Linked DNA regions of Mus musculus: region 2 is linked to region 1. Evidence: chromatin loops called from intact Hi-C (ENCODE). Cell type or tissue: left cerebral cortex. All regions are shown on one strand.

What was found. Hi-C counts contacts between places; a loop is a spot of excess contacts. Peaks named below come from ENCODE experiments on the same cell type or tissue, not always from the same donor. Only the 100,000 strongest peaks of a DNase experiment are listed, where the experiment ranks them.
Region 2: it touches region 1 in a loop (7-fold over the local background); 5 of 42 quality-filtered maps call a loop at or near these places.

The regions. Positions count from the first base shown.
Region 1 is chr17:25,013,968-25,018,967 of GRCm38, reverse strand. Cramp1l (cramped chromatin regulator homolog 1) reads left to right here and starts at 3,738. Exons shown (of 21, transcript NM_020608.3): 1 at 3,738-3,841; 2 at 4,943-5,000. The coding sequence starts at 4,944. Ift140 (intraflagellar transport 140) reads right to left here and starts at 2,882. Exons shown (of 30, transcript NM_134126.3): 1 at 2,064-2,882; 2 at 30-207. The coding sequence starts at 176. In left cerebral cortex, CTCF peaks have their summits at 1,919 (motif pointing right) and 2,428; DNase peaks (open chromatin) are centred at 2,178, 2,643, 3,008 and 3,581; H3K4me3 peaks cover 3,392 bases; H3K27ac peaks cover 2,859 bases.
Region 2 is chr17:25,272,415-25,277,414 of GRCm38, reverse strand. Ube2i (ubiquitin-conjugating enzyme E2I) reads left to right here and starts at 3,984. Exons shown (of 7, transcript NM_001177610.1): 1 at 3,984-4,094. Gm17801 (predicted gene, 17801) reads right to left here and starts at 3,291. Exons shown (of 1, transcript NR_027452.1): 1 at 1,887-3,291. In left cerebral cortex, CTCF peaks have their summits at 3,086 (motif pointing right) and 4,009; DNase peaks (open chromatin) are centred at 3,119, 3,505 and 3,741; H3K4me3 peaks cover 2,149 bases; H3K27ac peaks cover 2,355 bases.

The DNA.
Region 1 (5,000 bases):
CTGAAGCCGACATAGCTCCAGGGACTCACTTGCTCAAGGTAGATGTCTACGTTGCCTCCAGAAGATGGGCTTATAGATGCGACTGCCAGGAATGGGTGGGTGGGGTGCCAGGTGATGTGGGAGGGAGAGCTGGGTGTGTCTGGAGCTTTGATTCGGTGGTCAAAATACAGAGCCATGATGACGCACAGACCTAGTCAAGGATGAAACCTGCAGGGCGGGAAAACCAACCCCTAGTGACTACGCGCAGAATTACAAAATGGAAGCAAACCTACAAGGACACGTAGCAGCTTTAAAATGTTTCTTAAATGAATGCAAGCCAATTCATTTGTTAGAGATTATTCTATTAAGGAAAACTATAAAATTAGAAGCAAAAGATTAAACTTGGCATGACCCACGGTGTGCTGGAAAAGAAGTAAAATTCATTGCTATCAAAGAGAGAACTAAACAGAGAATGCAAGTAGCAAGTACTGAAACGGGGGGAGGGGGGTGGTGTTTCAAATAATTCTTGATCATTCTCATTCGATAAGTATCGTTTCAATGTACACAGATACTTTCAAAGAAAACATTAAAACAAAATAAAAGTAAACTACCCATCAAAGAACATCTCTACAGAGAAAAACAGCGTTCAACTTCATGGAAACCAAAAAGCCCAAGAACGTCTTCTAGCTACGACTTAGTAGAGGACAGTCAGGACCACCAAGCGACAGTGATGGGGGAGAGGCTGCATTTAATTTGTTGCATGGGCTGGAAAGATGGCTTTGTGGTTAGGAGAGTCTTCCAGATACATGAGCTCAGTTCCCAGCACTCACATCAGGCAGCTTCCTCTGGGATCTGATGCCCCACTGGCCTCGCCTGTACATATACACATTAAAAGTAAGCCAGCTATGGTGGCACAAGCTTTCAATTCCAGCTCAGAAGAAGCAGAGGTCCCTATGTGTTTGAGGCAAATATGGTCTACTACAGTGAGTTCCAGGCAGCCAAAGATACATAGTGAGATCTTGCCTCAAAATAAGAAAAATCTTTTCTTTTTTTTTTTTTAAAAAGGGCAACATGTCAACTTCAGTATGTCCATTTTATACAATGTTCTAACTATTCATTCTTTCTTTCGCTTGTGCTTAAGGTTTTTTTTTTTTTCATTCATTTGTTTTGTTTTTTCAAGGCAGGGTTTCTCTATGTAGCCCTGGCTGTCCTAGAACTTGCTTTGTAGACCAGGCTGGCCTCAAATTCACAAATATCTGCCTGCCTCTGCCTCCCAAGTCCTGGGATTAAACGTATGAGGCACTTCTGAGCACAGCACTTATGCTTTAAAATGAGAATTAGCCAAATAATTAAAAAGATATTAAGTCAACTTTAGGAAGCTGATGCTCACACACACACACAAAAGTTATTTAAAAATCTGTTAATGTCCTTAGATCAGGAACAAGTTTCAAGTATGTAGGCCATAAAACAAGAAAAGGCCAATTTCACTTTTTCCAGTCAACTGATCCTCATTTTTATACTGAGTATTTTTATATTCAATTATTTTCAGAGGTGAGTGCCTCCATCATGCCAACTCTTAGGAAAGCAGGTCAAATTCATTATGCCCAAGGAGTCATACTAACAAGTAGGCTTAAAGACAAGATACTCCTTTTAGAGTCTCTTGTTCAACAAGAGGATGGGTTCTAAAGTAGCCTTTCGGGATAGTGACCAATGATGTAAAGTTTAGCTCTCTGGGCCAGAATAAGATCACTAGCTGCATCATGTAGACATTACTGAAGGACAGTGTAGTTCAAGGTGGTCCATTCAGGTCATGTTATCTTTACAAGCCACCCAAAGATTAACCAAGCAGAGGATTTTGGCTTTTTTGTCTTCCCCCAGCTTCATACTAAATGCATTGGGGGGCGGGGGGGACTCACGCCGCAACTCAAAAGTCCAGCAGGGGGCTCTAGGATTGTGCAGAGAGACAATGTGAAGCCAGCACACAGAGAGGAACCGAGAGGGTCCTGGCAGGTCATCTCTAGGTCCCAGGTCGATCCCATCCCACCTCTTGCCACTCCCCGGTCCAGCCCCAGACCCCTCTGCACCTTAGGTATAGGAATCTAACTTCGCCAGATTCCCTGTGCCTCCGTGTTGCCCGGACAACGCCGGTAAAGAAAGCGGAAGCAGTCGAGGGACAGCCGCGCCTCCGATGCCTCCCGAAACGACCACTGGTGACTTGCGGCGGAAAGAACCGAAAACAGTCGGTACCTCCCGGCGCAGCTCTGAGTCTTAGGCCCACTTTAGGACCAGTTTGGGTTTTCCGCTGATGGGTGGGCCAGATCTATTTGCTACTCGGGGCAAGCTGCGTCAAGGCTCCTAATACTTTTCTCCCCGAGTTCATCCTGCCTACCCCACGCAGGCCATCAGTCGGCACCTCGCGGAGCTTAGTTGCATTGCATCGGATGGGGAGGCGCGGCTCGAGAGCTTCTCTGGAACGTTCTGAGTACCGGACACCGCCCCGGCGCGTGGCGCGTTGATGCCTCGAGAGACCGCTGCAAGCGGTACTCAGCAGAGGCTTGCAGCAGCTAGGCACAGGGTTCCCTGGGTGACCGTGTGCACTTTAGCCAGTGTTAGCCAACGGCGAGTGTCGCTGAAGAGCAGGCGCAGTAGCACGGTCCACGCCAATGAGCCAAGGGGATAACCAGAGGCGGGGACCTCCTGCAAACTGGGATACTTTTTTCAAACGCCACATGCATAAGCATTAGAGTTTTAAAAACACATTTCCTTATCGCTTCGAATAGGAAAAGTGTTAGTGGACTATGCTACGATACATTTATGGTCTTAAACCTGTTTTCAAAGTGCAAAGTCCCCACCCGAGTTCCCGCGCGCTTCAAGACGCCCCGCTGAGGCGGTGATTTCTTCTCACGCATCCGTCAACATAGTCTCAGCCAATCACAGCCAGCACGCTGATCCTATTGGCTGTCGGTTGGCCAATCGGAAAAGACGCATGATCCGCAAGGGCGCGAGGTTGCCGTCACAACACGCCCCACGTTGCGGGCCCGCCCCTGTACATCGTGCGGGCGCGCGCACGTAACGCCTGCTGACCAATGGCAGCCTAGCTGGTTGGGCGCGCCCGCAGAAAAGCTGGACGTGCTCGTCTTTTTTGCGGGACGTTCGCCCCTCCCCGCTCCGGCGCCGACTTCAGGTCCCCGGCGGCCGCCGTAGCCGGAACTGTTTAGAGCGCGGCGTCCCGGGTGTGGGAGGGCGAGTGGCGGCTGCACCGGTGCCGTCAGCCCTGTTAGCCGCGCGCCAGTCCACGGAGAGGTCTTGCGAAGGGGAACAGTGCTTGGTGACCGCGCCTGACACCTGACCACCAGCCCGGCGTCGCGGCTTCGCCGCAGCCGGAGCTGCCGGGCCCGGTCGGTTCTGCGGAGGCCCGGGATCCGGGAGCCAGGCTGCCGGGAAGCGTGGATGAAAAAGGTGACCGTAGGCTGCACTTGGGAGCCTTCGGGATCCGCGGAGGGGCCGCGGTATTCGTGGGCTGCGCCGCGTGCAGCCAGCGGTCAGCTCCTCAGGAAGGTGCGAGCTTCTCCCACCCGAAATGGGACAAAGGGTGTGGAGCCGGGACGAGGCCCACAGTGCCCGCGCCTCCCACGGTCAGGAAGTGACGGGTTTCGGTGACGGACTCCTATGGAGTCCACCGCCTCTGGGGAACGACCGGAATGTGCCTGGGGACAGGGCCCAGCGCGCCGGCGAGTGGGTCCTGTTGGATTGATGCATTTTGCTTGGTGCTGTTGGCAGTGCTGGTTCTGGGAATGGGTTTCGCTCCCTAGCACAATGACAGGGTTTTGGGAACCGTGGTGAGGGGGTTAAAAGTGAATAGGTTCGAAGTCTTGTGCCATAAAATCATTTAGCGTGGGGTTGTGTCTTGTGTGGTTCTGTGCCAGGGTTTTCTTAAGGTAGTATTTGAAAGATCAGTGCCAAACAGGAAAATTGCACACCGTTTTTGGCAGCACCATTTTATGGTGTTACTTCGAGTTTTACATCTCTGTCTTTACCTTCAGTCTGTTTCTTTGTTATCATTGGTACCTTGCTCTGTCTGCTTTTCTTTTTAAGTGGAATGTTTTCAACAGTTATGTTGGACCTAGCGTCTGCTAAAGAACGGAGTGTTTCTCTGTCCTGCTTCATCATGTACACAGCCTGTCTTAAGATGTTGGAATGTACCTGAACTTTAGTTTATTCTGAGTATAATTTCTCCTAGCTACAGATAATTATTATTTTGCTTATCGATATCTTATGACAGTGGTAGAAGTTAAAGCAAGAATTTTGTTGTTTCCAGAATTGTTTACATAGTTCAGTTCCTATTCTTAAGATCCGACTGGAACATAACAGTGTTTGCTGTCACTTTTCCGGTGTTCTCTAACCTGTTCTATGCAACAGGCTTTGTTGAATGAGAGGTGTAGTCGGGCCATCTCCCTCCTGGGAAGGTTTCCGGAGTGCAGAGTCTCTCTCTTGCATGCCAGCTTTGGAGGGAGCGGCAGTTTTGGCCTATGGAGCACTAGGGGCTCGGAGGGCAGCGCGGGCCGTTGCAATAGGCAGGTGCGCGGCTTGATCGCGCGTGGCTCGGGAGCAGAGGGGAGGCACGGGCAGTGCGGGGAGCGAGGCGGGATCAAGCTGGGGGCCATGAGCTGCGGCTCCTTGGGTTAGGTGGTGGCGGGACGGCGGTACTGCGGGACCCAAAGCGCAGAGGCCAGGTCATGCTGCCGTGCCTTCCGTGGCTCCGGGCTGTGTTGGTCTACCTGGGTTAGGGGCATCCAAGGGCGGGGCGGGGTCCCGGTCCGGTCGGGCTCAGCACTCTGTGGGCCCTCGGGCGGGCGGCGGGCGGCGGGCGGCGCTGGAACAAACAACGGCCGCCATGTTGGGAGGCCGGCGGTAAACTTCTGCCTGCCGCCCGCCTCACCGCTCCTCGTCTCTCTCGCCGCAGGATGACAGTGAAGTTGGGCGACGCCGGCAGCGGGGAGGAAGGGCTCAAGAAGCTGGGC
Region 2 (5,000 bases), 260 kb before region 1:
CAACTGATTAATTTTTAATGCGCAGGTTTCTTTTTAAAGCTGTATATGTTTGAGTGTATTGCCTGAATTCATGTGCTCCATGTGCATGACTAAGATTCAAAGAGGGCATCAGGTTCCCTGGATCTGGATGAACTGGTGTTACAGATGTTTGTGAGGCATCATGTGGGTGCTGGGAACTGAATCTGTGTCCTTTAGAACAACTGTTATTTACTGCTAAGTCATCTCTCCAGCCCTGATAACGTGTTTTGCTGAAACACAATATTTACGTTCACTTTTCTTGCCTGTGGAGTTTTTTTGTTTTGTTTTTCGTATCACATCCAAAAACTCATTGTTGAATACCTTGTTAAGCAGACTAGCTTTTATATCTAGCACAAGGAATCCAAATTCACACTTTTGCTTATAAATCTCTTATTGAAACCAGACCCTAGAGTAGCAACCCCTATTCACAACCTTGTGTGCAGAGCCAACCTCCCAGCAGAGCAGGAGATGACACTCAGGGAACACAGGGCCCTACTCCTACATTAGGTAGTACCCAATCCACTGGGAAAAGGATGGGTGTACACAACAGCCAAGGCCCTTCACTGAGGTTTGTTTACTGATTGTCCACCAACCTCTTACTGCACTTCAATCTTGGCTATTGGAGATTGGTTCAAATGCTTTGACTCAATCGGGAATCTGAGTGTTCAAATGCTAAAGGTTCTTGTCCCCAATCGGTTTTTGATCGATCAATAAAGATGCCAGAGGCCAGTGACTGGGCAAAGGGAGATGGAGCAGATCCTTAGAGTTTTGAGGGCTAGGACATGGCGGGTGGGTGGCGGGTAGTGGAAGAAATTGCCATGAAGCGGTGGGATACAGATGGACATAGGACTGCAGGAGATAAAGCCAACCAGCAATGTGAGATTTCTGTTAAATGGCCACTGACCACTTCCCCGATTGGCCCTGAGGTAGCAGAGGAAGGTTTAGGAGTACCCAGCCTTGGAGTAGCTAAGGCATTTTAAAGTTAACTGGCAAGCATGTGTGTGTGTGTGTGTGTGTGTGTGTGTGTGTGTGTGTCCTCCATTCACGAATCCAGATAGCTCCTAGGAGGGTGTGTGCATGCGAGCCAAAGCCATGGAGCACAAACTCACTGCTACACTTGGCTTCCCTTTACACCCAGAGAGATGGCCCCAGTCAAGACCCCTGTCCACTGAGAATGCGTATCTTGAAAAATATAAAGTTTCTAGGCTGATATAGCCTCCTACTCCAGTCCAACCCAGCCAACTCCACATTACCATTCCTGACATTCCCTCTAGCACAAGGGCCTTTGGGTCTTAACACGGCATCTGCCCGGATATGAGTTCTCTGTGCTGGTTGAACTCAGCACCCTGGACCAATGGGAAGTGTCTTCTGCATCTACTCAGCAAACAAAGTGGTGCTATGGTGTTGTGGATTTGGTTTATTGCTTATATTAATTGGGTTCCCAAATTACATGAGAATTCACACATCTGCATGCAAGGCACAGTGGGACCCTACCAATTGGCTCTAATTGGTAAATAAAGTTGCCAGGCTGCCAATGGCTGGGCAGGGAGACTGAGGTGGGACTTTAAATAAGAGTTTCTGGGCAAGGGAACCATGGGGAAAAGAGGGATTTTTAGAATCGCCATGCTGGGGAAGCAGGAGGATCAGTCTTGAGAGCTGTAGGAGAGAAAGCATACGGCCATGTAAGAGCTGAGGATGAGTGGCCCCAGGGGGCCCTCCCCAAATAGTGTCTGGGGTAGCAAAGATGGAATATAGATTTTAGTAAATGATAAATTCAGGAGTCTCAGAGGGTAGGTGTTAGCAATGTGGAAGGTTGGGAGGGGCCCAGCTGTTGGGCTGCTTAGGGCATATTAAAAATAAGGCTGCATGTGTGTGTCTTTTATTCAAGAATCCACATGGAGCCGGGGCAGTGGTGGCGCACGACTTTGATCCCAGCACTTGGGAGGCAGAGGCAGGCAGATTTCTGAGTTTGAGGCCAGTCTGGTCTACATTGAGTTCTAGAACAGCCAGAACTACACAGAGAAACCCTGTCTCAAAAAACCAAAAAAAACAAAACAAAACAAAAAAAAGAATCTACATGGGATAGTCATAAGAAGTGCTTGCCTGCTAGGGAGATTAGAGTGATTTGCATACTATCACTACACCATGGCGTTACATCATACACTCCTGCTCTAAACCTTCTGCAGTGCCCTGTGGACCACAGATCAATCCTTTCAATAACTACATACGACTTCCAGCTGCCTCTCCACGCAGTCTTTCCCTCAGTCTCATTCCTGCAGAAAATCCAATATCCGTGAGTCCAGACCAGGCTCAACTGTGACCCTAGCTGAAAAGTAGATTCCAAAGTGGATGTGGTACGATTTGTGCAATTTAGGGGTGGAATCACATAGAACAGGACTTCAAGGTCAGTTGGAGGCCAGGCAGGGATAATGCATAGGACCCTAAACTAAAAAAACAAAGTAAAAAGATTACTGGGCCACTCAGAGCCACCGGCCACAAAATGAGAGCCCCCAGACAATCTGCTGATAACTTTGGTCCCAGATGGTACAATTCACAGGCCAACATCCCTAAGTGCCCAGGAGCCACCAGACTTGGAAGCTGTTTTGCAGGCTGGGATGGATCCAAACCAGATCTGTTGGGGGTACAGATCTAGTGTGTCAGGAACTTGTATCTAAGCCGACCTTGTCTACAACTCAGCCCCAATGAGAGACCAAGGTCCCTCAGGATCTGGTGCTCACTGTGATCTTAACTCTTAAACAGTACGGCTACGAACAGGAGGAATTAACAGGGTGAGCTCCAGGGAATGTTGGACAATTGTGGGCAAGGGGCATGGGACCTTAGTTCCTGTTTTGGGGCACCCAACAACCTCAAAAGGTAAGAGGAGAACGAAGGAAGGAGAGAGTGGTGAGTAGATGGACGGAGATACTGACAGATGAACACTGGAGTCCCTGGCAGCAATTGGACCCATAGTCCAAATTCCCAGGAAGCCCTTGTTGGCTGCAACTGGCCCCGAAAGGCCTCCAGCACGTGCCAAAAAAAAAGGAGCAGGCGCCAGAATGGCCACCAGGGGGCCAGCCGACGGTTCTAAGTACCCGTCCCGTCGGTGAGTCGGTGAGGAAGCATCCGAGCTGGGTTGCAGAGGACTGGCCGAGGAAACTGGACTAGGCCACGGCGTGACAAAAGCGTGTCCAGCGGGGCCAGCAGAAGCCGCACAGGGGTTTCAGGTGGAACTAAGGTGTGGGGTGCGGCACAGGGAAGAGGCCTGGGGCGCGCGCGCGGGGGGGGGGGTCCGCGGGTGCTGCCCCTCCCCCACGGCGCAGGCCCATTCCCCTCCCCCACTAGGGGGCTAACTCGTAGGTTAGGGAGCATCCACATTTCTCTCCCCGTCGGTTTTGCTTGCGTTTGGCCCTTTGTATGAGGCTAGTTCATTGGATAGTTTCGAGGTTCACCCCGCCCAAGTTCCTGAGCTGGCCAATTGCAGAAAGTGTCACAGCGCGCTAAGTTCCGGGGATCGTCACCGTACTGCGACGATTCCCAGGATGTTTAGGCCTCAGTGATCTTTGCTCCCGGGACTCGGGCCTTGAGCCCAAGGATACCTCCAGAGCCTGTGCCCGGGAAGGTGCCCTCTGAGCATCCGGATGACCCTTGGGAATCTATGCTTCTTTTTCCTCACACGACTCTCTGATGTGTCCTCGAGTGGACGCGCTCATCCCGAAGAGGAGTTTGCAGACGCTCCCTCGAGCCTAGGACGCGGCCCCTTTAAGAGTGCGGCCGTTCAGGGCACCGCCTGCTTGGACAGGCGCCCTGGGCTCGGGCTCCTTAGGCGGTCGCGGGCAACGAGGGCGCGGCAGCCGCGTGCGGGCTGCGGGAAGCTCGTGTTTAAGTAGACGCGTAGGCCACCGGACGGGAGGGACGGTAAGCTGAGCAGGCGTGTGGCGGGCAGCCCAGCTCAGGCCCCGCCCCGCCCGCTGGGGTCCTGCGCTCCGTGCTGCGCGCGGCGGGCGCGGAGGGAAGTCCCGAGACAAAGGAGCGCCGCCGCCTCTGCCGCCGCGACGGTCCGGGCCGCGGTCGCCCAGGTGAGCCGCCACCGGCCTGCGCACGCACTCCCATCTTCGCCCGGACTCGCCGCCGTTCCCAGTGAGCTTCCGGGAGGCGCCGAGCGGAGCCACGGCGGCCTCCTCTCGCTCGCGGCCTCCGAGTCTCGGCCTTCGGGGCACTAGGGCCCAGCCGCTGTGCCACGGGAGAATACAGGGTTGGGAGCACGGCCCACTGCCCCCCTACTCTTGGCGAACTGAGTTCCGCCGACCCCGCAACAGATAATCTGAGCTTCCCAGTAGCTCCCAGACGCGTTCTGGGCGGTGCTGGGCTCCGTAGTTAGGCGAGTGAGAGTGCGGAAGGCCGTGAGTACTGGGCCGTGTCGGGGCCTGTAAGCACCCGGAGTCACATCAGAAGGCTTCGTTCGTTACCGAGACGCTAGGCTTGTAGCTTGGGTTTTTGTGGGGGAGTCTTGTGTATATTCTCTGCCCCACCTTCCTTTATTCTTAAGGAACTGTTGTTTTAGTGGATGAGTTAGTTACCTGCCTGCATAGCAGAAAACGGGCGTCGAAGGGGAGTTTGTTTTCTTTCTAAAGGTATTCAGGCTGTGAGTGATCGCAGTCCTGCCCTCCTCTGGCTGTCTCTGCCACTGGAAACTTAACAAACAGCGTGGTATACTTACTGAAGGATCCTTAGGGCCTACAGTGTGCATTCGAGTAAAAGAGGCCGCTTCGCCCTATCCAAGCCAGCCGTAGTGCCTGGTACCCATGTTCCCTCTGCCGAGGTGGGCGGAGATAAGCAACCTTGCACAGGCTCTCTGACCGGTAAGTAGCTCTGAAGTAGGTGGTGTCGCCAGACAAATACTGTACACTGTAGGAAGCCTGGAGTCATAAGACCCATCCCTGTATGTCCTTCCTGTCTCTAGTAGTGGGGAGGGGAATGGTTTT